Regions from separate parts of the Homo sapiens genome. Here all the other regions are linked to region 1. A link is a contact called in ENCODE Hi-C or POLR2A ChIA-PET data. All regions are on one chromosome and are shown on one strand. The core of a region is the stretch at or near the end of the contact, and the rest is flanking DNA. Distances in the headings are between cores, read along the strand shown. Region 1 overlaps PIP5K1C (phosphatidylinositol-4-phosphate 5-kinase type 1 gamma). Region 2 holds the start of ZFR2 (zinc finger RNA binding protein 2). Region 3 holds the start of SMIM24 (small integral membrane protein 24).

Region 1 (4,063 bases), core at 1-2,500:
TACTCAGGAGGCTGAGGCAGGAGAATCACTTGAACCCAGGAGGTGGAGCTTGTGGTGAACCGAGATCGCACCATTGCACTCCAGCCTGGGCAACAGGAGCGAAACTCCGTCTCAAAATAAATAAATAAATAAAATAAAATAAAATAAAATAAAATAAAATAATTACAAACTGGAATGAATGTAATAGCTAAAACTATAAAACTACTTAAGAAAATGGGGTAATAAATCTTTGTGACCTTGGATTAGGCAACAATTTCTTAAATAAACACCAAAAGCATAAGCAAGCAAAGAAAAAAACAGATCAAGGCCAGGTGCAGTGGCTCACACCGGTAATCCCAGCACTTTGGGAGGCCGAGGCAGGTGGATAGCCTAAGGTCGGCAGTTCGAGAGCAGCCTGGCCAACATGGTAAAACCCTGTCCCTACTAAAAACACAAAAATTAGCCGGGCATAGTGGTGCACACCTATAATCCCAGCTACTCTGGAAGCTGAAGAAGAAGATTGGCTTGAACCCGGGAGGCAGACGTTGCAGTGGGCTGAGATCATGCCACTGCACTCCAGCCTGGGTGAAAAGAGTGAGACTCCGACTCAAAACAAAAACAAAAAAAATTAGCCAGGCATGGTGGCACATGCCTGTAGTCCCAGCTACTCAGGAGGCTGAGATAGGAGAATTGCTTGAACCTGGGAGGCGGAGGTTGCAGTGAGCCGAGACTGCGCCACTGCACTCCAGCCTGGGTGGCAGACTGAGACTCAGTCTCAAAAAGAAAAGAATTTAAGAAAGAAGTCCAAGTGTGCAATAAGGAATATGTCCCAACAGGGCAGGAAAGGAAGAAAGGACCCACAGGTGCAGGGAGCGGTGAGGGCCTGTGGGAAGGGGACACAGACGCACATACACGCACACATGCACATACATGCACACATGCACACGCACACACATACATGCACACATGCACACGCACACACATGCACACGCACACACATGCAGATACACACATGCATACACGCACACACACGCACAGGCCCTCAGAGGACACCACAGAACACCTGCGGGACACAGCAAGGAAGGGGTGAGGTGGCTGGAGGGGAGGGTACACCTGGGGGACCCCAGCACGGTGGAGGGACAGCCTGGGGTCCACCCGAGTAGTAGGCCGCCCCTCTTCCTTGCCCCTTCTCCCTTCTCCCTGCCGGGTGCTCCCCGCAGGGCATAGAGTGATCGCTTTCCCCGCAGCAGGTGGGCGGGCAGGAGCCAGGCCGGTAAACAGGAAGCTCTGCGCAGGCGGGCGGAGCATCCAGAACTCCGCAGGCCCTGAGGTGTTGGGTCGTTTCCCAGGGCCCCAATGTCCAGGGAGAAAGAGGCTCCACTCTCAGCACCAAGCTCCCGGGCGGGCCGGGGCAGGAGGCTGTGGGGCGTGGCCAGCCCGCAGGTGGCGGGGCCGACGGGATGGGTCAGGGTGCACAGAGCACACGCCAGCCCCTGGGGGAAGCCCGGCCCGTGCGGGCTGCGGGAGATCCTGATGGGCCCCGAGCTGAGGCTCCCGCAGCCAGGGTCTGCGCGTGGTCCCCACCTCCTTGCGCGCTCCGTCTCCAGCACAGCAGAGGTGGACGCCCCTCGCGGCTGGCTCCCCAGCGTCCCTGTCCTCCAGGGGCGCAGCGTCCCTCCGGGGAGTACAGTGTCCCTGAAGGGAATTCCTTCCAGAGCCTGAGGTTAGGCCGTGGTGGGAAACAGAGCGGGGTGCCGCAGGGGAGCCCGCAGGAGCTCCTGTTCCTCACCTGCGAGGGGGGGACGGCCTCTGGCCCCCTGCTGTGGGCGGGGAGGGATCTAGAAGACCGGAAGGCTATTTCCAGGGCAGCACCCCCAGGACTCTGGGGCACACACGTCCCCAGGCAGCTCCGGTGAGGCCACCCTCGCCCCCTGGTTTCAACTCCTGCTGTGAGCACCTGGCCTTTCCCTGGTCCACTGAGAGCCGCGTGTGTTTTTTGCGGTTTTGCTGGTGATTCTGCTGCTGAAATTGCCCCCCCAGGCATTGTCCTCAGGTGGTTTCGTGTCCCTCAGGGCTAGAGACCCGGATGAGCCCCATGGAGAAACCCGTAGTGAGAGAAGCTTTGCTCAAACAGGACTGAGAGCGGAAAGAGAGAGAGAGAGAGGAGAGTGGGGGGAGAACGAGAGCGAGAGACACACCGAGCTGGTGGGCCGGGGGAGGGGGACCCACACCCACGTCGCCATGGCCCCCCACCCCGTTTTTGAGCCCCCACACAGCCGAATACATGCCCCCGGTCCCCCTTCCAGCCTTGTCCCCAACACAGCCTGCAAATGGGCGGGGGCCTGGGAGAGTGCCCGGGATGGGGCTGGGGGGTGGGGGGGGCTTGGCGCACGCGGCCTATGGTCTGTGAGCTCCCTGTGGATAAATCAACAACACGGGTGTCTTTAAAATTTTCTTAGGATCTCACTCTGTCGCCCAGGCTGGAGTGCAGTGGTGCAATCACGGCTCACTGCAGCCTCAAACTCCTGGGCTCAGTAATCCAGTTATTCTCCCACCTCAGCCTCCCAAAGTGCTGGGATTACAGGTGTGAGCCACCGCACCCAGCCCTAAAATAACACGCCTTGAAATAAAAACGAACATACAACAAGGTCACGTATCGACTGGCTGATGGAAACATCATGCCCAGAGGCTCACAGGAACCCGACCTTGGGTTTCCCCTGGAGCCAGGGCTCAGTGTGCGCCTGAAGTGTCTGCAGCAGCTTCACAAAGGAACTACCACAAACAGGCCTGGCGCAGTGGCTCATGCCTGTAACCCCAGCACTTTGGGAGGCTGAGGTGGCTGGATCACAAGGTCAGGAGTTCGAGACCCACCTGGCCAACATGGTGAAACCCTGTCTCTACTAAAAATACAAAAATTAGCCGGGTGTGGTGGCGGGCGCCTGTAATCCCAGCTACTTGGGAGGCTGAGGCAGCAGAATTGCTTGAAACCGGAAGACAGAGGTTTCGGTGAGCTGAGATCGCGCCACTGCACTCCAGCCTGGACGAGAGGGCAAAACTCCGTCTCAAAAAAATAAAATAATTAAAATAAAATAAAGAACTACCACAAATAATGGAACTGGCTGCTTCAGGCAGAGAGGTACCATGCCAGCAATCAACACGCAAATGGCCTGACATAATCACACACGCACACGCTAACACACACACACTAACTCACATGCACTCTCACACACACAAACTTGCACACACTAACGTACACTCCCCCCCCACACACAGAATGATAAAGACATGGCAAAACGTTAGCAGCTGGTGGATCTCTGTGCGGGCTGTACAGGTCTTCACTGTAGCATTCTTGCCCCTTCTATAGGCTGGAAAGCTTTCCAAATAAACTATTTTTAATAGCCTAATATAATCTGAGCCCCAAGTGTATGGGCCAGAGAAACACCTGGGGTGACAGTCATTATCTCCACAGAGATGGAGAGGGTGAGGTGGGACTCACTTTTTACTCACTGCAAGTCTGATTACTTTTTTTTTTTTTAACTGTGAACATGTTATCATTTGTTCAAGACGAGACATGGCTGTAGCATGAAGGTAAAGGCAGAGGAGTGGAGCAGAATAAAAAGTCCAGAAATAGGCTGGGCGCACTGGCTCACACCTGTAACCCCAGCACATCGAGAAGCCAAGGCAAGAGGATCACTTGAGGCCAGGAGCTCGAGACCAGCCCAGGCAACATGGGAAGACCCTGTCTCCATAAAAGATGAAAAATTAGCTATGCATGGTGGCGCACACCTGCAGTCCCAGCTAGTTGGGAGGCTGGTTTGAACCCAGGAGGTCGAGGCTGCGGTGAGCTACAATCGTGTCACTGAACTCTAGCCTGGGTGATACAGCGAGACCCTGTCTTAAAAAAAAAAAAAAAGAATTGAAATGTGAACAAAAAAGAAGCTAAGTTATAAAAGTCTTAGCAGAATTTAATCATAACCTCAGAACAGGAAGACTTTCCCATTCATGACACCAAACTAGGAAACCAGAAAAGGAAAGAGTGATAAGTTTGACCACATAAACCCCAAAATACCTGCCAGACGTTAAC
Region 2 (4,052 bases), core at 880-3,379, 180 kb after region 1:
CTAGTCAAATACTCCACCAGAGAAACCACTCCGAGTGCAGGAAACAGATGCACTCCTCATTCCCACAGCCCTGGTTTCCAAGCCCTGGGTGGTTTCTCTTTGTGATTCCATTAGAAAGGGCACAGCAATATCACAGCACTGGTGGAAGGGTCGGCACTGCCGCTCCACCGCGGGAAGCTGAAACACCAGCCTGGATCTCTCTTCCATGTGCTGAAATGCAGTAGGAACACCGCGGGGGGCAAAGACCCCCCTGAGCTCAGCAGAGGCCCCTCTATGAGGTGCCCAAGGGGTGGTTTGTATCTGTGGGGGCTCAGCAGGGACTGTGAGAAACAAGGTTATAGCAAGCTACCAGCTGGAAACTAACACAAGGGTGACACGCGGAAATGATCAACTGTTGGGGGGGGAATCTGGTCCCCTCAGAGATGCCAGCCCTGGCTCCCGGACTGGGACTCCAGTCTTGGGGGCAGATGGACGGGCTGAAGATAGCAGAGATGCTCCGAGGAGCAGGCCTGGGAGAACAGTGTAGAGTGTGTGTTTGTACACTTGGGGCACAAACTTACCCCGTGTGTGTCCCTACCCTCTGAGCCCTTCTGCCCCTGGCCAGTTCCCAGTGTGTCCCCATCCCCTGCCATCTCTCCTCCAGGATCCTTTCTCTCCCTCCCCTCCCAAACGACCACATATTTAAGACCTAGAAAAGGATCTTAAATATCACAACACTCAGGGCCCTTTCTCCCTCCTCACTGTCCCAGCAGGGTCCCAGTTCCCTGGAAACCCAGGTGCCCACCCTCTTATTTGACCTCAGGACCTCCTCCCACATAATACTGGCTTCCCGCCAAGTCTCTGTCCCCCTTCCCCAGTCAGGCCTCAGTTCCCCACCAACCTCGGTTTCCGCCCCTCCCTGGGGTAACCTCCCAGGTCTCTGTCTTCTCTCCTCCACCCCACATCAGGGGTCAGGTTCCCACCCCTACTCCACACCCCACCCCAGGTCTCTGCCCCTGCCTGCTAGGTACCCTCCCAGGTCTCTGCCTTCTCTCCTACCCCCACCATCAGGGGTCAGTGCCCTCCACACTCGAATGTTGCTGCCCCCTGCCCAGTCGGGAAACTTCCCAGGTCTCTGCCTTCTCCTCCTCCAGCAATCGGGGATTAACGCCCCTCTGCCCTTCCCCTCCTCCTGCCCAGCCAGACACCCTCCCAGGTCTGAATTCTCTCCCCCTACCAGCAATCGGGGTCAGCTCCGCTCTAGCTCTCCCCCTGTCCAGCCAGACACCCTCCCAGGTTTCTGTCTTCTCTCTTACCCCCATCAGGGGCCAATTCCTCACCCCTCGACTGTGGCTTCCTCCTGCCCAGCCAGGAACCCTCGCTGATCTCTGTTTTCTCCTCCCCTACAAGTAATCGGGGGTCAGCTACCCTCTGTCCATCCCCCTGCCCGGCCAGGCACCCTCCCAGGTCTGTGTCTTCTCCTCCCCCCGCAATCGGGGGTCAATGCCCCTCTGCCCTTCCCCTCCTCCTGCCCAGCCAGACACCCTCCTAGGTCTGTGTCTTCTCTTCCCCTACCAGCAATCAGGGGTCAGCTCCCCTCTGCCCATCCCCACCCACTCCCCGGCCAGGCACCTCCCAGGTCTCCTCCCTGCATTGGGTCAGTTCCGTCCCCTCCCCTCCTCGGTCAGACCACCCACCCCCCGCCCGGGTCTGTCCCCTCTCGCTGCCCTCCTCGTGGCGCCCCCATCAGGGGCTGACCCCCCCGACCCCGCACAGGCCCAGGCCCAAACCCAGGCCCCCTCCCACTTCAGGAGCCCCCTCCCGCTCCCGCCGACAGACACCGTTGGCTGCAGAGACGTCTCAGCCGGAGCCCCGGAGCCCGCATCCCGCCCGGTGCCTAACCTGAGGCCGCCCCGCCTGCTTCTCCCGGCGCCGCGGCTTCCCTCAGGCCGGGGTTCCAGGTTGGGGCTGGGACTGGGGCCGGGCCGGGCGCACGCGGCGGGAGAAGGGGTAGGCGGGGTCCCGGCCAGGCTGCAGGGGCCGGGACTGGCGGGGGCTGGCGCGGCGGGGCAGTTACCTGTACTGCGGGCCGCCGCCCTGCGCGAAGTCGAAATACTGACTCGTCGCCATCTTGGCGTCTTCCCCGAGCCTGGCGGACCCGCGACGTCACCCGCCCCGCCCCCGAGCCGCGTGCCGCTCGCGCCTGGCCACGCGCCCCAAGCTCCGCCCCCTGCGCGAAGCCCTCACCTTCTCGCTTCCTTCTCTTAGGCTAGGGAGACACCGCCCCGCGACCACACCTGCCCCGAGGCCCCGCCTCCTACGCAGAGCCCCGCCCTCCTCTTAACCACTCAAATGTGGAGGTCTCTGCTCAAGCCCCGCCCATGCTAGAAGCCCTGCCTCTTTCTCGGAGCCCCACATTCCCTTTAACCACTCAGATGTGGTGGTATCTGATCAAGTCCCGCCCATGCTACAAGCCCCGCCTCTTACTCAGAGCCCTGCCTTCCCTTTACCCACTCAGATGTGATCTCTGCTCAACCCCCACCCATGCCACAAGCCCCGCCTTTTTTTGGAACCGTACCTTCCCTTTAACCATTCAGGTGTGGAGGTCTCTGCTCAAGCCCCACCCATGCCACAAGCCCCGCCTCTTTCTCGGAGCCCCGCCTTCCCTTTACCTGCTCAGATATGGTCTCTGCACAAGCCCTACCTCTGTCTCCGAGCCCCACCTTCTCTTTAACCACTCAGATGTGGAGGTCTCTGCTCAAGCCCCACCACCACCACAGCCAGCTAATTTTTAAATTTTTTGTAGAGACAGTGTCTTGCTATGTTGCCCAGGCTGATGTTGAACTCCTGGCCTCAAATAATCTTGCCTTGGCCTCCAAAAGTGCTGGGATTACAGACGTGAGCCACTGCATCTAGCCTCAGAATGACTCTTCAGAAGGCCCCCATGGTCTCTGCCTCCTGTGTTCACAACGTGATATAAATAAATGATAGGCCGGGCACAGTGGCTCACGTCTGTAATCCCAACATTTTGAGAGGCGGAGGCAGGAGGATCTTGAGCCCTAGGACTTTGAGACTAGCCTGGGCAACATAGCAAGACCCTGTTTCTACAATTTTTTTTTAATTAGCTGGTCATGGTGGTACATGCCTGTGGTCCCAGCTACTCAGGAGGCTAAGGTGGGAGGATCACTTGAGCCTGGGCTGTCAAGGCTGCAGTGATCTGTGACTGTACCACTGCACTCCAGAGTGAGACCCTGTCTCAAAAAAGAGAAAAGAAAGAAAGGGCTGGGCGTGGTGGCTCACGCCTGTAATCCCAGCACTTTGGGAAGGCGAGGTGGGCAGCTCACCCAAGGTCAGGAGTTCAAGAGCAGCCTAGCCAACATGGCAAAACCCTGTCTCTACTAAAAATACAAAAAAAAAAATTAGCCAGGCGTGGTGGGGCACACCTGTAATCCCAGCTACTCGGGAGGCTGAGGCAGGAGAATTACCTAACCCAGGAGGTGGAGGATGCAGCGAGCCGAGATCACACCACTGTACTCCAGCCTGGGCAACAGAGCAATACACCGTCTCAAAAAAATAAAAAAATAAAAAATAAAAAAATAAATAAATAAATAATAAAAGAGGAGAGGGAGAGGAGCAGGGAGGGAGGGAAGGGAAGGAAAGAAGAGAGAGAGAGAGAGAGAGAGAAAGAATTGAATGAATAAACAAATAAATGGAGGCAAACAGACAAATCTCTTATGCAGAAGAATTCCTAATTTGTGTAGCTACACTGCGCTTAAGGAGATAGAGAGTAACTCTACACCTCTTGAGTGTGGGTTGTGCATAGTGACTTCCTTCCCAAGACTGCAGCCTGGAAGGAGGGGGAGGGAGAGTCACTTGACAGTATTGAAACCTGACAAGCAGCAGCGTGTTTGGCGGTCCCGCGGATCCGTCTCTTGCTTCCACAGTGTTTGGATGGAACAGATCCGGGAACTCACTTCCAGCCTCCGACCACCCGCTGATTTCCTCTCTTCTTGCAACCTCCAGGAGCATCGGCTCAGCCATCTCCTGCTTCTCGGACCAACCAACGCCGTTTT
Region 3 (3,779 bases), core at 6-2,505, 210 kb before region 1:
AAAGGCGGACCTCAGAAGGGCGGGGCTTATGACAAAGGAGTGGCTCAGGGGTGGGGTTTATAAAGGAGAACAAGCTCAGGGGAGGGGCTTATGAAGGAGGAGGTGGCTCAGATGGGGAGGGCTTATAAAGAAGAGTCTGGGGGGTTGGGGCTTACAACAGAGGAGCTGTTGGGGGGAGCTTATAAAAGGAGGCAGAGGCTTAGAGGGAGGGGCTTATAAAGGAGGAGCTCAGAGGGGAGGTGCTTATAAGGGGAGAGGGTCTCAGAGTGGGAGGGGCTTATAAAGGCGGCAGAGGCTCAGGAGGAGGGGCTTATAAAGAAGGAGGAGCTCAGAGGGGAGGGGCTTACAACAGACGAGGGGCTCAGGGAGGGGTCTATAAAGGATGAGTGAGAAGGAGGGGCTTACAGAGGAGGAAGAGGCTCAGATGGGGAGGGGCTTGTGAACTAGGGGGCTCAGAGTGGGAGGGGCTTGTAGAGGAGGCAGAGGCTCAGGGGGAGGGGCTTATAAAGAAGGAGGAGCTCAGAGGGGAGGGGCTTACAGAGGAGGAGGGACTCGGGGAGGGGTTTATAAAGGAGGGAGAGTGAGAAGGAGGTGCTTACAAAGGAGGAAGGGGCTCGGATGGGGAGAGGCTTGTGAACTAGGGGGCTCAGAGGGAGAGGGGCTTATAGAGGAGGCAGAGGCTCAGGGGGAGGGGCTTATAAAGAAGGAGGAGCCCAGAGGGGAGGGGCTTACAGAGGAGGAGGGGCTCGGGGAGGGGTTTATAAAGGAGGAGGAGTGAGAAGGAGCGGTTCACAAAAGAGGCGGGGACTCAGATGGGGAGGGGCTTGTAAAGGAGGCCCGAGCTCAGAGTGGGGCCGAGCTCAAGGCGGGGGGTTCAGCCAGGTGTGCTCAGAAGGGCTGGAGAGGGGAAAGGCTCGGGTGGGCGGTGGGGGGTCCCTTACAGAGGAGGGCAGAGCCCAGCGAGAGGGAGGCCGGGCGGTACTGCGGGGGTTGAGAAGGGCCTCCAAGCCACTCTTCCTTTTCTTCCTGCCCCCTCTCCTTTTTCTCGCCATGGAAAATTGGGAGATGGTGATCACCTGACCAACTCCCCTATCCCGCGACGCCCCCTCCCGCCCCCCTGCACCTACCCTGCTGGGCCTCCACCGGGGAGAGGAGCAGAAACTCCAGCACCAGAAGGGCCCCCAGGGTCTCCATGACGGTCGAGTGAGCCAGCAGCCAGCCAGCGGCGGTCCCGGGTCGGCGTCCACAGGTTTGGTGTGGGCGAGGCCCTGCCTCCCCGTGATAAGGCACAGGCGGTCCCCGGGCGGGGGATGCCTGAGACCTGGGAGCGGGGCCCGCCCCTGGCACCACCTGATTGGGCATCCTGCCCCTCCCCTGCCAGCTCCTGCCCCATCGCTCTCCCTCCGGGAGGCCAGACTCTGGACCTGTGTAACAATTAACTGAGGGAGTCCCTCCTCCCTGCACCCTGCCCTGGGGACCATCAGCCTCAGGGCCACCCCTTTGTGATCCCTGCTGCAGGGGCTGAGCTGAGATGGCTGCGACCTCCCGTCCCGGCCCAGGCCCCGTGCCACTCTGGACACAGGGGGAACTCACAAATACAACTGGAATATCTTAAGAAGGGTGCGCCCACCCAGTGCCTCACACCTGTAATCCCACTACATTGAGAGGCCAACGCGGGCAGATCCTTGAGCCTAACCTGGGCAACTTAGTCAAGCCCTACCTCTACAAAAATAGAAAAATTAGCCAGGCGCGGCGGGCACCTGCAGGCCCAGCTACTAGGGTGTGCTGAAGTGGGAGGATCACTTGAGCCCAGGAGTTTGAGGCTGCAGCCAGTTATGGCCGCACCACCGCACTCCAGCCTGGGTGACAGAGGAAGACCCTGTCTCAAAGGAAATAAAAAAAATTAGAAATACAAAGAGTTACCAAGGCTGGGTACAGTGTCTCACGCCTGTAATCCCAGCACTCTGGGAGGCTAAGGCGGGAGAATCGCTTGAGGCCAGGAGTTCCAGACCAACCTCCTCCCGTCTCTAAAATAAAAAATGTAAAACTTAGCTGAGCATGGTGGCCTGCACCTGTAGTCTCAGCTACTCAAAGAGACTGAGGTGAGAGGATCGCTTGAGCCCAGGAGTTCGAGGCTGCAGCGAGCTACGACTGCACCACTGCATGCACCACCGCACTCCAGCCTGGGCAACAGAACAAGACCTTGTCTCTCAAAGCAAATTTGAGAGTCACCTTTTGTGCTCTCAGAGTACACATGAGGCTCCGTGCTCGGCAATTTCACAGATCGCATTTCCTTTTCTTAACACCCCGTGAAATGGTGCCGGTCTCATTGTGCCCAGGAAAGTCAAGGTCACGCAGCAGGTCTGACCTGGGATTTGAAGCCGGGTCTGCCTCGCCCCCAGCTTATCCTGCCTCGCCCAGGCTCTTGGCCCCTGAGGACCCACAAGCAGCCATGGGAGCACACAGGGACAGGGAAGGTGTGCAGAGGCCACATGCCCGTGGTCCACCTGCAAACCGGGACGCTCTCACGTGGGGATGCCCGGGAGCGTTGATGACTCAGGCTCCAGGCTCTCCTGTCCTCAACCTTGGTCCCTCGGCTGATTAGATAGTGGGCCCTGCCCGGGCGAAGGGGGACCCCGCCCCAGCTGACACGGGAGCAGCCATGGCCCAGACGAGTGGTAGGAAGGCCCGGCGTCATCGCACAGGTGTTTATGGAGCGCCTGCTGAGTCGCTGTCACTTCCTCTCTTCCGGAGGTCTGCGGATGACCGCTGAGCAGACCGGCCACTCAGCAGGATGGGGCTCACACATCCCAGCCCCAGGATGGCCACAGGTCTGCTTGAACCAGCCAGGCAGGCATCTATTAAACTCTGACTGTGTATCCCGTCTTGTGCAGGGCTTGGAAGAGAAGGAGGCCTTGGTGCTGTCTGGGAGCTCTCGATCTGATTAGGAAGTCAGGACCACCCCCCAGAGACAAGCAAACCCAGCAGCCGAGGCGGGGGCTGGAGAAGATTTGGAGGTAGGGGAGCCCAGCAGAGGGGGTGGGGGCAGGACCCGCCTTGGAGATCCTGCCCTCCAAAGTCAGTCAGTTGTCTGGGCTTTTTCTGAGAAAAGCACTCTGTGCTCTGAGACCTTGGCGAAGCCACTTCATCACTGCGTGCCTCGGTTTCCCCATCTGTTAAGTGGGGGCGATCAGTCCTACCTCGGAGGATTAAATGAGATACTGCATAGAAAAAGCCTGCTCTGCACAGCAGCAGGTACACGCTAAGCACTCGGTAAGGTTGGCCGATAATATTACAACGTTTTAAATCGCCCTAGTGTTTCTAATTCACAGTTTGCTGACGGCTTGGCTGAGGCTGAGCCGGGCAGGCTCTGCGTATGTGAAAGTCGCCAGCGTCCAACCCCCGGAACCTGCCGGCTGGGAAGGAGAAAGCCGTCCGCTGCGACCGGGCAGCTCAGGGTTTGCAGAAAGGGCTCCGGCGCGCGTAAGTTCTGTCTACACGACCGCCAAAGCGTCCGGAACCCGGATTCAGGATTCAAGTTGCCATCAGCTTCCAGAAGGAGCTTCGGGATGGGGGGTCCTTGAAGGCAATGGAGGGGCGGCGGGGCTCCGGGGGAGGCGGGGGTTCAGAGGGGGCTCCCTCCCCACCCCCGCCGGCGTCCTCCTCGCCCTGCCAGGCCAGGGCCAGCTGCAGGTCCAGCCCCTCCAAGTCCTCGCCGGTCAGGCTGGGGCGCAGCTCCCGGGGTGCGGCCTCCTGGTCTGGCTTCGGGCCAAACGCCC

Evidence for each region. Hi-C counts contacts between places; a loop is a spot of excess contacts on that map. ChIA-PET counts read pairs that join two places held with the same protein, here RNA polymerase II (POLR2A). Pooled maps may share reads with other maps.
Region 2: POLR2A ChIA-PET joins it to region 1 with 11 read pairs in H1. The contact joins the promoter of ZFR2 here to the enhancer-like site in region 1. POLR2A ChIA-PET finds 5 or more read pairs at or near these places in 2 of 52 experiments (H1 and HEK293).
Region 3: a pooled map shows a loop between it and region 1 (2.7-fold over the local background). The contact joins the promoter of SMIM24 here to the enhancer-like site in region 1. A Hi-C loop is called at or near these places in 1 of 50 pooled maps. POLR2A ChIA-PET finds 5 or more read pairs at or near these places in 2 of 52 experiments (activated CD4-positive, alpha-beta T cell and common myeloid progenitor, CD34-positive).

What each region holds. Positions count from the first base shown.
Region 1 is chr19:3,686,606-3,690,668 of GRCh38, forward strand. The region is part of intron 1 of PIP5K1C (phosphatidylinositol-4-phosphate 5-kinase type 1 gamma); the gene reads right to left. Among named protein-coding and RNA genes, the nearest start is that of PIP5K1C, 12 kb to the right of the region's middle. RefSeq lists silencers at 1,322-1,521, 1,542-1,751, 1,772-1,821 and enhancers at 2,634-2,703, 2,714-2,793. Within about 2 kb of position 1,251, at least 9 of the 41 ENCODE cell types and tissues checked have a DNase peak (open chromatin) inside an H3K27ac peak, as active enhancers do.
Region 2 is chr19:3,866,909-3,870,960 of GRCh38, forward strand. It overlaps ZFR2 (zinc finger RNA binding protein 2), which reads right to left and starts at 2,130. Exons shown (of 19, transcript NM_015174.2): 1 at 2,057-2,130. The coding sequence starts at 2,109. It also overlaps the pseudogene FTLP5.
Region 3 is chr19:3,479,270-3,483,048 of GRCh38, forward strand. SMIM24 (small integral membrane protein 24) reads right to left here and starts at 1,256. Exons shown (of 4, transcript NM_001136503.2): 1 at 1,128-1,256. The coding sequence starts at 1,194. SMIM44 (small integral membrane protein 44) reads right to left here. Exons shown (of 2, transcript NM_001395954.1): 2 at 2,841-3,779. The coding sequence ends at 3,535. LOC105372246 (a long non-coding RNA gene) reads left to right here and starts at 3,709. Exons shown (of 5, transcript XR_936264.2): 1 at 3,709-3,779.